Regions from separate parts of the Homo sapiens genome. Here regions 1 and 2 are each linked to region 3. Evidence: chromatin contacts called from ENCODE Hi-C or POLR2A ChIA-PET data. All regions are on one chromosome and are shown on one strand. Each heading gives the region's core, a stretch centred on a gene start or an enhancer-like site at or near the end of the contact. The rest is flanking DNA. Distances are from core to core; before and after follow the strand shown. Region 1 overlaps FOXP1 (forkhead box P1). Region 2 overlaps FOXP1 (forkhead box P1). Region 3 overlaps FOXP1 (forkhead box P1).

Region 1 (4,722 bases), core at 1,040-3,539, 260 kb before region 3:
TGACCCACCCGGGATGCCGAGGACACTGCTGAGAGAAAATTGTGCATATTATTTCTCGTTTTCATTGCTGAATTTCCCTAGTAATCTATTTATCAAACTTTGACTCTTCCTTCTCCTATAATTGGTGATTCTTTTGCACAAAAGAACCCCATTATTCCATGTGTATAGAATGTTGACAGATATAATACTGCCTTGTTCGGTGGTTGTTTTTTGGGTGTATGCCTTATCTTCAAGTCACTCTAAAATCCCAGTGGGTAGAGAACCTGTCTATTAAGACTCTTTTGATTCCTGATTTAGAATGTATAATAGGTGCTTTATAATTGATTATGTCCCCAGTGAGACTCTTAAGCTTTTTTGAGTACAAGAACAATGCCTTATATGTATTCATCGCCCCTGCCAATATTTTACACATAGTAGGTCTTGTCCTAGAGGCAGAACCAATTTGGACAGCAGTTTTAACAATTCAGACACCCTGTAACATGTTGCTTCTGTAACAATCCATGGCTTTGGACTTAAGCCCAGTGAAAGCACATTAGTGGTTATGAGTTTCTCCCTGTAAGGTTTTTCCTCTTTGTCTCCTTTCTATTTTTTGGTACGTGAGCAGCCTCTGTCTCTCTGTAGGGAAGCAACAGACAGCTTCAGTGAGTACAAATGTTATATTCACATGTGGAACATAGCCCCAGAGATAATCATATGTACCAGTGATCCGTCAGTAGATGCTATTACCCGTGTGGTTCTTTTATCAAAGGAATTAAGTTCTCTTGATGTGTTAATAAACAGTACTTTTTTGGCCAGCTCTGGAGTGGATGAATAGGTGTTTGGATGTCTGTCTAGATTGACAGCTTTAGATTGCTTTTTTCCTGAAATCTGGTAATTCCAGATTTACAGTGAATTTTCTCTTAAGTTGTGTTTTCAAGTGATCACACCGAATTGGTGGGCAGCAATTCTTTCTTTTACCAAAAAAGTAAAATTATCGTTAACACTTTTTATCAACAAAACTAATTCTTTAAGAAGTCTTTGTTAATTTTTTGTCTTTTCTCTCTCCCTACATTTGTATTTGTTTACCACAGATCTTTAGATATGTTTCTGTTGGAAGGAAGTATTCTCTTTTTTTGAGACAGAGTCTCGATCTTGTCACCCAGACTGGAGTGCAGTGGCATTATCTGGGCTCAGTGCAACCTCCACCTCCCAGGTTCAAGCAGTTCTCCTGCCTCAGCCTGCCAAGTAGCTGAGATTACAGGTGTGCGCCAGTACACCCGGCTAATTTTGTATTTTTAGCAGAGTCGGGGTTTCACCATATTGGCCAAGCTGGTCTTGAACTCCTGACCTGAGGTGATCTGCCCACCTTGGCCTCCCAAAGTGCTGGAATTACAGGCGTGAGCCACCACACCCAGCTAGAAGTATTCTTTAAACAGATGGGTGCAGTAGCATTTACTTCATATCTTGCACCTTGGGAGGGAGAATATAACTTGCCTAATGGCATAATAATTGATTTCCCCCCTTGTCACTTTAGAATAAGACTTTATAACGCCCCCAGAAAGAGTCGAAGATGAAACATGACAAACCAGAAAAATTTATTGGCCAAGGTGTCCACTCCACTTGGTAACTTTTTGAGGGCCTGATCTGGGGTTATCTGTCCTGTAAGAAGATTAAGATCAACCCAGTTAAAACACGGTGGGCCCCATCCCTGCTAAGACCAGGTTACAGGATAAAACTCTCATCCCTCTTGGTTGTTAAGACGAAATTTTCATTCACTTAAAGCATAAATCCTTTGCATAATATTTTTATGCTTGTTCTTCTCCTGTGTGTAAACCTTTATTTGGCGCCTTCTCTCTTCTGTGGGATTGACTTTTTAGGGCAAATGAGAATTTTGAAGATAATTACTCTCCTCCTCCATTCCTGTATCTTTAACAACTGCCAGGTCCCAGTGACACTTTGATAAAATGTTTTTAGAGCCAGTCACTTGTGTTGCTGTGGTCTGCCTTGTCGTAGAGGCACATCATTTTTGCACATCAGTATTAACAGTTCAAACACCCTGAAATGCTAATAGCACTAGTAAGCTTTTAATTCCATGGAATTTATTGCTTGCTGTGTTTCCATGAATTTATAACGCTTTGATTCTTAAGAGCCCCATTTAATCAGTTTTGCCTGGCACCGAACATAATAAACAACTTGCTGGTGAAAAAGTGCCACTCGGGGAGGCTGCTAACAAGGAAGTTAAATGCTTCTGCCACGAGCAGTTTCTTCGCTGTATTTTTCATGAGCTGTAATGTACTTTGCTGGCTTCAGAGCGGTGGTTAAACACAGTGACAAACCGAACCCACTCCAGCACTCGGAAACTCAGACTTTGCTAGGTGCTTTGGCAAAAAGTATAGAAGAAATCAACACTTTCAGCCTTTTCCCCCCTGCCTCTAACTTATTGGTTTCTAATACTTTTTCATTATCTTTACCTTAATCTCTTAGCATATGATTTATGGACTGGAATGGTGAGTGATATCAGTGGGCAAAAACAATCATTAGAGGCTGTTAAGGAACATTTATTGTTTATTTGGCTACCTGTCTATAAAAGTACACATGAAGGCCCTAATAGCAAAATATCAAATTATCAAGTGCTTTAAAGCAGAAAATGTCATTTGTTTCTCAAAACTGCACCAACTTTATATAATTGCCCTTTTAATTATCCCTAGTGGCCCGTGAAATTTGCAAAATAGAGCATCAAAGCTTTGATTTACTTACATGTTGCACTTTGGCGGGATTCTTAATGAATATTGTTTAGTACTAATGCTGAGATGGAATTCGTAAATGTTTATAGTGAGGGACTTACTTAGAAGAGTGGGGAGGCCAGTAATGAAACTGAATCAACTGGGTTCTTCAAGATGGAACAATATGGCCATATTCTTGGGCCTAACATTTTGAAAAATTCTTTTTATAGTGGAATTTTATTTTTAATTCAGGTCTAGATGAATACACATTAAGTTTAGTTTTGCAGAATCTTTTTTTTTCTGCCTAGCTATCTTATTACTTTCCAAGGGCTTTTGAGGAGTAATTTGTTTCCTGGCAATTTCGGATTAAAATCACCTGTTTCTTCATAAATTGTCATCTTCAAGGTAACACTGAGAACTGGATCTCTGAAATCTCATGTTTTCGAGATGATTTTTATAGCTGCAGACCTGTGGGCTGATTCCAGACTGAGAGTTGAAGTTTTGTGTGCATCATCATGTGCCATTAAATGAAAAAAAAAAAAAACAAAAAAAACCCCACTCTGAGTAGCTGTGAGTCCAGGAAGGGCCTGCATGGGTAGTGGTGCCACTGCAGAGTGAAGTTTCTATCTGTCTACGTTCATTTACCTTCCCAGATTTTTGTCTTCCTTCTGCACAGATGAACCACGAGGCTACATGTTGGGTAATAAAAGAAGTAATGATACAGGCTGGTGATAGGGAGACCCTGGAATTTGATTCCAGGCTGGCTCAGTGGGCACAGGAAGCTCTCTCTTAATATCTCAGTGATAGAGATATTAAATCATCCTGGTGGACAGGTGGACACCTGTGGAACATCACTTGTTAGACATCCCCAGGTTGACAGCACACCAGCGATAACCGCCCTTTGGGTGTGGTATGCCTGCTTGCATCTTCCCAGCCCACTGATGAGAATGTCACAAGGGACAGAATCAGGGGACTAACAGAAGTCTGTAAGATTACATCTCTCATTTCCCCTTTATCTACCTGTCTTATCACTTGGTCAGAGGGGCTGGCATGATGTGTCTCCAAGCAAACCATGTTGGTTGTTTTTCTCAAAGTGATGGTAAAAAGATTATTTCCCCTCAGTATCGCCCCTGGTGTGGAAGAGAAGAAGATCGGTTTTAATTACTTGGCTCATCAGTTTTTGAAGCTTCTTCATTATATCCCACTACCCCCCCAACTTTCCCAGTCTTCTGGGGCTTTTCCTGCCCCTTGGAATCTCGGAAATACATTTGTCAGTTCTCAAGCATTTTGGAATACTTTATCCTTGTGATGTGACTGTATCTGATTTTTAGAATTATTTTCCGCCTCCTTCATCTAGCTGATGGCAATTTAGAAGCTGAAATAAATTAGCCGGGCGAGGTGGCGGGCGCCTATAGTCCCAGCTACTCGGGAGTCTGAGGCAGGAGAATGGCGTGAACCCGGGAGGCGGAGTTTGCAGTGAGCCGAGATCGTGCCACTGCACTCCAGCCTGGGCGACAGAGCGAGACTCTGTCTCAAAAAAAAAAAAAAAAAAGAAAAGAAAAGAAAAAAAAGAAGCTGAAATAATTTTAAAATCATTAAAGCACAGACTTTTTTTTTTTTTTTTTGAGACGGAGTCTCGCTTTGTCGCCCAGGCTAGGGTACAGTGCTGTGATCTCAGCTCACTGCAACCTCCATCTCCCAAGTTCAAGCGATTCTTCTGCCTTAGCCTCCCGAATAGCTGGGATTACAGGCACCCACTACCATGACTGGCTAATTTTCGTGTTTATAGTAGAGACAGGGTTTCACCATATTGGCCAGGCTGGCCTCGAACTCCTGACCTCAGGTGATCTGCCTGCCTCGGCCTCCAGAAGTGCTGGAATTACAGGCATGAGCCACTGCGCCTGGCCCAACACAGACATTTTTAAGTAATCTGTTAACCCTGTCTACCAGAAGTGATAATATTTGCCTGGTTCAACCTCTTTTATCTTATATAATTTTACATAATTACATCTGCCACCCT
Region 2 (4,781 bases), core at 1,555-4,054, 350 kb before region 3:
TATGGCTGTGAGACACGTTAAAATTTCAGGGTAAGTGACAGACACCACTGATGCTGTATACCACCTAAAAATTGCCATCTACCTTTGCGGGGGACCCAGTGGTCGATATAGTAATCCTGCAGAAGATAATGGCCTTTCTAATTATCAGGCCCTGATTCTGAAGCTAGCAGGCATTTGAATGCTGCTACCCCCCATGATAGCTTTATGGTTTTCAAGAATAGGGTTCATAACGGGGATCATATTTGTGGGAAGGTGACCTAATGCAGGGGTTGGTAAAATTTGTAAGGGGCCAGATAGGAAATATTGTCATCCTCATGAGCCATACAGTCTTTTTTGCAACTAGTCAACTCTGCCTTTAGAGCACAAAAGCAGCCATAGATAATATACAAGCAAAGGGGTGTCACTGTGCTCCAGTGAGACTTTATTTACAAAAACAGACAGTAAGCCATATTTGGCCTGAAGACTATAGTAGGCTGTCCCTTGATTGGATGCATCAAAAACGGACATTTGACCTGTAAACCTGACACCTCGCTGGGTACCACTCCGTCTGACCTTGAGCAAACCATTTATCTGCGAGAAACAGGAATAAAAAATATATACCTGCCCTTACTACCTTGAAAGATGGTGTTGTAAGGATGAAACAAGATATAATGCATGTGAAAGCACTTTGAAAATTTCGAAACTCCTTACGAATGTGATGATCGGCTCTACAGTCATTCTGGTTCACCTTGTGGAGTGTGACTTCTTCACCTTTTTAATCACATTGGGCTTTCATGAGCGAAATGAGTGTGGGGGAAAGCTCTCTTATTTTCTGAGTAATGTGGTTTGTCTGTACGTTCCTTCTATTTTACAGTTGATGGACTAGCTGTTGAAATGTCTTTCTTTTTAGTATCAAATATGGATGAAGGGATATGCGGGTAGATTATGGTAGGCTAAAGATCAAATGCCAATGAAGAACGATTAAATTTCCTTTAATCATCAGAATCTGAGAGTGCTGTAAGATCTCACCTTTAATATAGGCCTTAATAAATAATAATGCTTTGGATGCCTACAAGTATGTTTAAATTTCACAAGTCTTGCATGTCAAAACAGAGAGACAGGCTCAGCAAATATGCTTCCCTGGGCTAGCAATACTAATTAAGAAGGCAAGTCATACTTAAACAAACAGCTTTGGGAATAGAGGGTTAATCAGAATCCCAATTCATGAATCTTCTAGTTTTTTTTTTCCCTCAGAGAAAATTGTAGTGTCATCTTTAGATATGTTTTCATGTCATTATATTAGTTAAGAATTGTTTTCTAGTAAGAGAGATATAAGTATAAAAAATTATTTAAGTATTCTGTCGTAAAAACATCTGGGAAGAGCAGTTTGTGTCTTCTATCTTTCTACTCTGCTTATTCAAGTGCGTTCCTTCATCTTCAAGGTCACATGGTGGCTGCTGGCTCTCAGGCCATTGCCTCTACATCCAAGACAAAAAGTAGTTTTCCTGGCTGAGGCAGGCCTTTTTAAAGCACTTTCCCTGTAGCCTTATCCAATGATGCCTGCTTACATCCTATTAGCCACCCCTAACTGTAAGGGTGTCTGGGAAATGCATCCTTAGACTTGAACAATTTGATGTCCCAGGTAAATTCTGGGTTCTAGTACTAAGAAAAGGTGAATGCTTACTGAGCAACCATTATGGTTACTTTTACGAAATCATGCTGTCAATTTTGCTTACATGTTTAATTTTTATTTATTTTCAATGAATGCCTTCTGTTGACTGTGCCTTGTTTGAATTTTACATGTTAGAATTTTAGCCTGTTTAATTCTCAGCAGAGATACAGCTCAGTAAATATTTTAAGACCACAATATTCTTACTGAAAGTGCCATGGCAAATCTGAGAAATACATTTCTTTATTAAGAGAGCTATAAAGCAAAATTTAAACTCTCGAATATGCTAGTCTAGTGGGTTTTCCTTCCTGTGGATGTAAGATTTCATTAAGGCTTGAGTACTAGCATGAGGTCTTAGTGGCACGCACTCACACCCAATTCTGTTCCCCCTATATGGGCAGGGGACATTGCTGACAGCTTTGCATTGTCCCTCTGTTCTTATGTAGACTCAAGGACGGGACAGAACTCTCCATCCTACCTTTCTGTGATTTGTTGCTCCCTGTATCTCTGCTGAAAGCTTACCGTGGGAGTGGGGTGCACGGGACAAGTAAGCCACTCCTGTCCAAATTTTCTGTCCCAAATTGGCCTGTACATGATTCTTGTGAGCCACTTTTTATCCCATAAAATGAATAGAATGAGACTTCCCTATGCTTTGTATTAATAATATATTCTCTGCCTATACTGGCCTGTGACGAGTAGTCATAAAACTTAGGGTAATGGATGCATTCGCAGAAACTCCTTGGATGCCTCCTGTGGATACAGGATAGCAGCATGGTTAAGAGTGTCTGCTTTGAAGTTAGATTGGCTTAGACTCAGATTCCACCTTTTCCACTTCCTGGCTGAACAACCCTAGGCAAGTTACTTAACCTTTCTGTGCCACGGCCTCCTTATCTGGAAAAGGGGATAAAAATAGAAGCCAGCTCACTCTGAAGAGTTAGAGAGGTGATGCTTGTAAAGAGCTTAGCACGGATCCTGGTACATCATAAATGCCAGCATTGTACTAGGCACCCCAGGTGATACAGTGGAAATCTCTGTCTCTGACAAGCTTGTACCATCCTGTTGCTGGTTCACTGGTCGTTGTTTTACTGATAGATGACGCATGTTTCGCAGTCCATTGCTCCTCACCTGGTATTCCCTTGTAAATGCAAGTACAGCCTTGGGAGCTTGTCCTGCTGCACATCTGCAAGGACACGTGCAGCTATGTATACAGCTGCTGTAGCCCTGTTAGCAGAGCTTAGGTCTCTGGATCCTGTTTTGAGGATTTCCCCTGAGAAGCATACAGTTCTTTTTTTATTCCTTTTTTTTTTTTTTTTTTTTTGACTTAGTCAGACAATGGTCCTGCCTCGCAAGCAGAATTCACTAACTGCTTTCAAGTTGGTATTGCTGATGATAATCTGAAACTGTAGGGTTTCGCTCGTGCAGGCTGATGTTACATGATGTCGATCTTCTGCCACCTCATCCTCCATCCCTGCCTCTGTGCTGACTCGGCAAAGCAGGTCCTAGTCCCCCACAGATCCTCTTGGGAATGGCCCTCAAAGGACTGTGTCATCTGCACACAGAAGCTGCCACAGGTCCGTGGCAAAGAATGTCAGCAGTACTCATGGATGACCCAGTTGGTGACTTGTACCCAGATTGAAAAACAGTGCCAACCACGTGACCCTGGCTGTCTCTTGAGTTTTTGAGCCCTGTTAGGTGAGACGGGTAAGAGTCACACCACCTATAATAACAAACCTGCAGTGATAATTCATTAACATTGACACCATATCACAGAACTGATGGTTTTGGGGCAACAGACCCCAGCCTATAGTAGTACTTATCAGGGGTCTGCCTGACATAGGCTTTGCTTCCATCATGTTCACTGTGTGGAGATAGTGGCTTGAAGATCTGGCGTGTTCAAAAGACTCTTGGAAACTTCGAGCTTTTGCCGCGTGGTTTCCAATATTTTATTTAAACCCCATTACTCTTCTCAGATGTCATAAAATCTCCCTTGCCTCTGAATTACGGGATACCTTCCATGCCTCCCAGGACTCACTCCTTCTCATCCCTTAGTGTTCAGTTCAAAAATCAACCCCTTAAACATGCCTTTGCTGACCACCTACGTGAAAGGGGACAGCCCCTTTATTATTTTTCTTGATCCAAACCTCTTGTTTGTTCCATATGTTACAGCCCTGTCCCTTCATGAATTCACCTGTTTATCAGGTAATAAGCAAGAAGTAGGTCGTATTCAGTGTGGCTTCTCCATGGCTAGCAGTGCCTAACATATGGTAGGTATGCATGCAGTCGGTATTTGTTGAATCAGTCAGAGTCTGGGGATTTCCCTGTGAATTTCTGTATTTTTATGGCACCTAAGAGGACTGTATCTGGTTGAGGGAGAAAGAGAAGGAACAAAGCTACACACATCACCTTTATTGTAGGAATAAAATACTGCCCTTGGGTTTTCTCTGGAAAGTTCCCACTATGTACTGCATACTCTGCGTGTCCCATCCGGAAGGGGTTATACATTATCTTCCCCATGAAGACAGAATCATTTGCCACTTGAGCCTGAAGGATATTGTGGGTGGTACAAATTGATTAAGGACATTGGGATCCAAGCTCAAACCCCAACACTCTCATTCAGTGGCTCTTTTTTTGGACAAATTATTTTCTCTCTCTAAGACTCAGTTTACTTGCCTGGGGCAGGGGTAATAGCATTACCTAGCCACTGAGCTATTGCGAGGATTAAATTAGATGGTACGTATAAAGCACTTTGCACAACGTCTGGAACAGAATAACAGTGCTGTTGATTTAAGGGTATCAGCAAAGGCTTTGGGGACCTCCACTGATAAAACTCATCTTCTGCTTTCTTCTGATGTTCATTTTAGAGGTGGCAAAGATGGCAAAGAACCTTGATTCCCGATTATATTTGCTCATGTTTCATGTGCTGAATTAACTTCAAAAAGTACAAAATAAGCAAGCAGTGAGATAGTCTGTTTTATATTTGTTGTTGACACGTTGACTGTTGGATGCTCATGACCTGTCTCAGGTAGCACATGCTAGAAACCTCAAGCGCTGCAATGGCTCAGTGTCTGGAGCCTGACCCACATCCAGAAAACCATGGAAATTGAGAGTTTGGGGTGCTGCAGTGTCTGTACGC
Region 3 (4,645 bases), core at 427-2,926:
CCATGATTTCATTGACCAACCATGGTTGCTGTACTTCCTTGATCTTGGGTTCTTCCACCCAGTTTTTAGGGTTCAGACTAAGGGAGAGGAAGTGACTTTGCCAGGTAACAGCTTTCTGGTCTTCTGCAGCTCCAGATTAATAAGCTGTAACTGTTACAGAGGCCAAGCTTGGTTCTTCAGGATAAAAATCCCATCTGTCAATACTGTGCCACTGTTAACAGAGAGAGGGGTTCAGAAAAAAGAGAGGTGGGGGGGACTCACAGGTCTAAAACTGAAGCATATTTTTTTTTCCCTCCTGAGGAAGAAATATCATAACTGTTGGTAAATCAAAACCAGAGATTTGACACTTTTCTGTGATCATTCTGCAGCATTTGTTCCCAAGGTGAGGTATACCACAGGGCCCTTGATTTCAAAGATAAATACTGTACAAATAACCATCCTGTTGTCTTTCCCTCACCGCCAACAGAGGGACGCTTTATCAGAATCAGCAGATACCCAGTCTATTGTATGCATTTATTTCCCTGTTTCTTCTGAAAACAACTTGCAGTTTTAGTGTTGATTTTTTTTTAATCTATCAACCATGAGTTATCATGTGACTGTTGCATTTGTTAGTGCTAACTGATAGCAGCAGGTGCTCCTGCTAACTCTAATGAAATCGTCCAGCCCTGCATTGCTTGGCATCCTCCGATAACAGAAAAACAAAAACAAGTCCCGTATCATCCAGAGTGGTGTGAAGCTCATCGGCGTTCTTCCATCTTCTCCCCACTTGAGTCCTTTCTTTTTTCTTCTTTTCAAACCAGGTGAAAGACACAATCTTCACTAGTAAAAACGTGGATTTGTAATTCTTCCCTTTCCTCCCCCTCCCTTTTTTTAATGCTCATGTAATGCATTGGCAAAATGAGGAGTAGATTTGAAGGTTAAATCCTGACCACATTTCCCTGTTTTTAACTTAGAAGGTAAAATCAAATGCAGGCCCATAGTTTCACAAACACCAGGTACTCTTATGTGCTTGGGGGAAAATGTTTCCATTTCTCCTAGTTTTTCTTTTAAGTGACCACTTGTATAACGTCTACTAAAAGTATCATTTGTATCCTTGCTTAGTATCCTATTTGAAAAGAATTTTTTTTCTTTTGGTGATTTCTCAGGGAGAAAAACTTCATGCAGAACAAAACAAAAATTCCCTTGCTTGTTAGATGTATGTAATTTATGAAAGCCAAAATAAACTGTATATGTGCTGTAATGGAAGACAGAGAAATGTTGAAGAAAATGCCCAGAAATGGAACTTTGACCCTTCCCGAAAGGTCGAGGGCTGTAGACAGTAGAGGACATTTCATTGGTAACTTGCTTTTTAAAATTTTTTTCTGTGAATTTTACTTTTCAAAACTGTGAAGAGTTTTGTGTGAAAGAAACTACTAAGTGTGCTCTGTAATGTTTTCACAAGTGTTTTTATCATGGTAACATCTTGTTTACTTTAGTTCCCTGCCTAAAACTACTTGGAACATGTTAAGAAAACACTTCAAGAAAGCCTCGACAAAGAGGCTTTTGTTTAACAGCCACCATGAGGCAGCGTGGATCACAAAGGTGTTAACTTTCAGCCCCTTAAGCACTTCCACATGAAATTCCAGCAACTATGTTTGTGGTTTTGGAAAAACAAAGTGTATGTTAAAGAAACCAGGTATATGCTAATACATGTCGAAGGAGGCCGGATATCATAAATTGTTTCAAACCCATTTGTGGCTCTCGGCTTGCACGCCTGAATGTTCTGCAGTGAAATTACCTCTAGTTAGTGTAGGAGACTTCAGCCATGTAGAGGGAATAGCTGTCTATAATTGTGGATGTATGCAAATCAAATTCCAGCCTCACAATTTAAATCTCGAGAAGATGAGGATGAAAATTTTCCCCATCAGATCTGAGGTGACAAGTCTTTGAGTATTGCAAAATGAGCTGTATATTTTTATGAATTTGACTTTTCTACTTATCATGCATTTTTTATTGGTTTTAGAAAAATAAAAATAGGGTGTTACCAAAAAAAATTTTTTCCCCCTTTTAATGTCTTTTTTAACCTTTCTGACATTGCTTAGGAGTTCAAGACCTTTCTTAGTACTCGAAGAGGTCAAAGTGGCCTAAATACCACAGTGCCCTCTAGTGATATATAGAATATTAGATAGAAAAGTTTAGACAAGTTTGCCAAAGATAACAGGCCCAGTGCCACCTCTTTGCTCAAAAGGAAGCAAATAACATTTGAACGCATTTTTTTTCAACAAACAGATTTTAGTTAGAAATGCAAATTAAATTTAAATTTTTCTTGTAGGCTTTGAAAACATTGGAAAATTTTTTGAATGTCTACTTATGCAATTAATTCTACATATAACTGCATATGTGCATGCGGTACATCTATATCACTGTAGATGCATTGTTGAGTGTTCTTATATTTTAAGAGCCATTAGTTAGCTTAGGTATTTCATGTGATCATTTCCGGCATGTAATTAGAAGGCATTACTTAAAAGACAGGGATCATCTTTGCTCCATACTTTTATTGACACTGTCTACCATATTATGGCCATGTCTAAATGGTAAAATTTATTATTAGCAATAGTGTCACAAAAGTCTGAGACAGCGATTTTCCTTTCAATAAAAGTAGTTAAAAACCTTTTAGAAAATCCATAATTTTGATTGCTGGTACTTCATAAACGTATAACTGGTACTTTTTAGCTGTCTCTTTAGGGAAAAATGAGTTTTATCACCTGCGGTACCTGGGTTAATGAAATTGTGTGTTGGAATTTAGCCAGGATGAAAGATGAGATCATTCCAAGACACTAATATTGGCAACAGGTCTCATAAAAAGCTCTGACTCTTGAGTGAAGTATCATTAGATTTTTTTATTATTATTATTTTATTTAAATTGAGAGATTAAGTTAGTTGTCATTTTCAAAGCTTCTGTACTAGCGAGATTCTCATTTGGCATTACGTTCAAAACCCAGTGACCTAAAAACCTGTACGGAGCCAAGAGAAACAGAGAAGTGTCCATCAGTGCCTAGTACAAGAATTTCCTTGCTTCAAATTTCAACTCCAGTTCCTGTTCAGCCCTTTACAAATCACGACTCTCAGCTCAAATTTGAAATAATGCTGCCTTTTTCCCCCGTGTTCCTCCTGTGTTTGATTGTTTGTGGATATTAGCTGTCCAGGAAATCCCATACTTACAGATATAAATCCAGAATGATCTTGTTTTTCCGCAGCCAGCCCAGGATGTATTAGACAGTTATGATGATTTGTTAATTTTTGTGACCTGTATTTATTTTATGTGTGCTGTATACTTCGAGGCTGGAATCAGCTGTTGAAATGCTCTCCGTCTCTCACAGGCAGAAAGGAAGCGCTCTACTTTTCCTTTTCTGCTTTGGATTTTCTTGCTTTATTTTTGGAAGGTTTTTTAAATCTCTTCACGTCTGCTTTTTATGCGCTTCTTCCATATGGTGATAAACAAGAGGTACATTGTGTTTGATAGACTTAAACTCAATCCTATCAAGGGTGGGTCTTTGGAGATGCATGAACAGGGTCACATTCTTTCCAAATGTGTTTTCCATCCATGATGTGTCTTGACTGTGTAATTCTATTCTCGTTTTTATGGTGATATACATTTCCCCCAAATAATATATTAATCCTCAGATTTAATATGTGTTTCAGTAGAATTCTGCCTATTACAGATAAGAAAATTATATTATAGTCTTGAAGAAGAATAAAAATCAACTGAAGTTAGCATTATTTTTTTTCTCTTATACCCGTCTTCATAAAGGGCACTCCTTATGATTCTGGTTTTTTTTTTTTTTTTTTTTTTTTTTTAAATCAGGTATTTGTTTCTCTCCACCTCTGATTCAGTTTCTATTCACAGAGACCCACTACTGCTCCTGAGTCTCAGTGTCAGCTCACTGGCTAAGAGATGCTGCCAGTTTTTGATGTCTCAACTTAGGATGGTTATAGAATAATGGAAACTAGGGCAGTCTACCAAAAAATTAAAGAAAAAGTAATAAAAATTCAATCCTACCAAACAATCTATATTTATAGTAGCCTGTTGTTTTTATAGCTGTATTTTAGCAAGATTTTATATTTGCATCAATTTCGGTCTGGAAAAATGACACATGCCAACGTTCATAACCGTTCCTGATGTCTCCACATTTTCCATAGCCCTTTTTATTTCAACAGCATTTCACTGGGCTGCATTAGAGGCCATTTGAATATTTCATTTCCTATTAATTATGCACTGTGACTCTCAGTGTCATTATAAAAAAGAGCCCTAATGTAACAAAGGATGAAAAGAACCATCAAGCAGTGTGACCAAAAGAAAATATTCCAAAGCTTGTCACGTATGACCGGCTTAACATCTCTAATTTGAAATCCATTGCATTCATCTTAAATTAAAGCTTAAGGAATCTACCTTTACCTTGTTTCTTTTGCTGCATGTTTTAGGTGACTGAATTTTTAGTTAAAATATTAATGGATTCTGAAGGTAGAAAGTCTTTCTTTTTTAAGTCGTCAAAATGTGCACAACGTTAAGTATTTAGTTATATCTGTAATTTTTGCATTTCACCTTTAAACCCTGGTTAAAGACATAGCTGTTAATGAAAACTGTGCACTTCAGTTAATAGGTTAA

Evidence for each region. Hi-C counts contacts between places; a loop is a spot of excess contacts on that map. ChIA-PET counts read pairs that join two places held with the same protein, here RNA polymerase II (POLR2A). Pooled maps may share reads with other maps.
Region 1: a loop to region 3 is called in a pooled map, with 1.9 times the contacts of the local background. The contact joins two enhancer-like sites. A Hi-C loop is called at or near these places in 4 of 37 single-sample maps with no recorded cell type and 5 of 50 pooled maps.
Region 2: a pooled map shows a loop between it and region 3 (2.1-fold over the local background). The contact joins two enhancer-like sites. A Hi-C loop is called at or near these places in 10 of 50 pooled maps. POLR2A ChIA-PET finds 5 or more read pairs at or near these places in 3 of 52 experiments (A549, activated B cell and activated CD4-positive, alpha-beta memory T cell).

The regions. Positions count from the first base shown.
Region 1 is chr3:71,267,623-71,272,344 of GRCh38, reverse strand. All of the region lies in intron 5 of FOXP1 (forkhead box P1), which reads left to right. Among named protein-coding and RNA genes, the nearest start is that of FOXP1-AS1, 20 kb to the left of the region's middle. Within about 2 kb of position 2,289, at least 2 of the 41 ENCODE cell types and tissues checked have a DNase peak (open chromatin) inside an H3K27ac peak, as active enhancers do.
Region 2 is chr3:71,354,399-71,359,179 of GRCh38, reverse strand. FOXP1 (forkhead box P1) reads left to right here. Exons shown (of 21, transcript NM_001349338.3): 4 at 1-30. Among named protein-coding and RNA genes, the nearest start is that of FOXP1-AS1, 67 kb to the right of the region's middle. Within about 2 kb of position 2,804, at least 2 of the 41 ENCODE cell types and tissues checked have a DNase peak (open chromatin) inside an H3K27ac peak, as active enhancers do.
Region 3 is chr3:71,004,507-71,009,151 of GRCh38, reverse strand. All of the region lies in intron 12 of FOXP1 (forkhead box P1), which reads left to right. Among named protein-coding and RNA genes, the nearest start is that of FOXP1-AS1, 280 kb to the left of the region's middle. Within about 2 kb of position 1,676, at least 6 of the 41 ENCODE cell types and tissues checked have a DNase peak (open chromatin) inside an H3K27ac peak, as active enhancers do.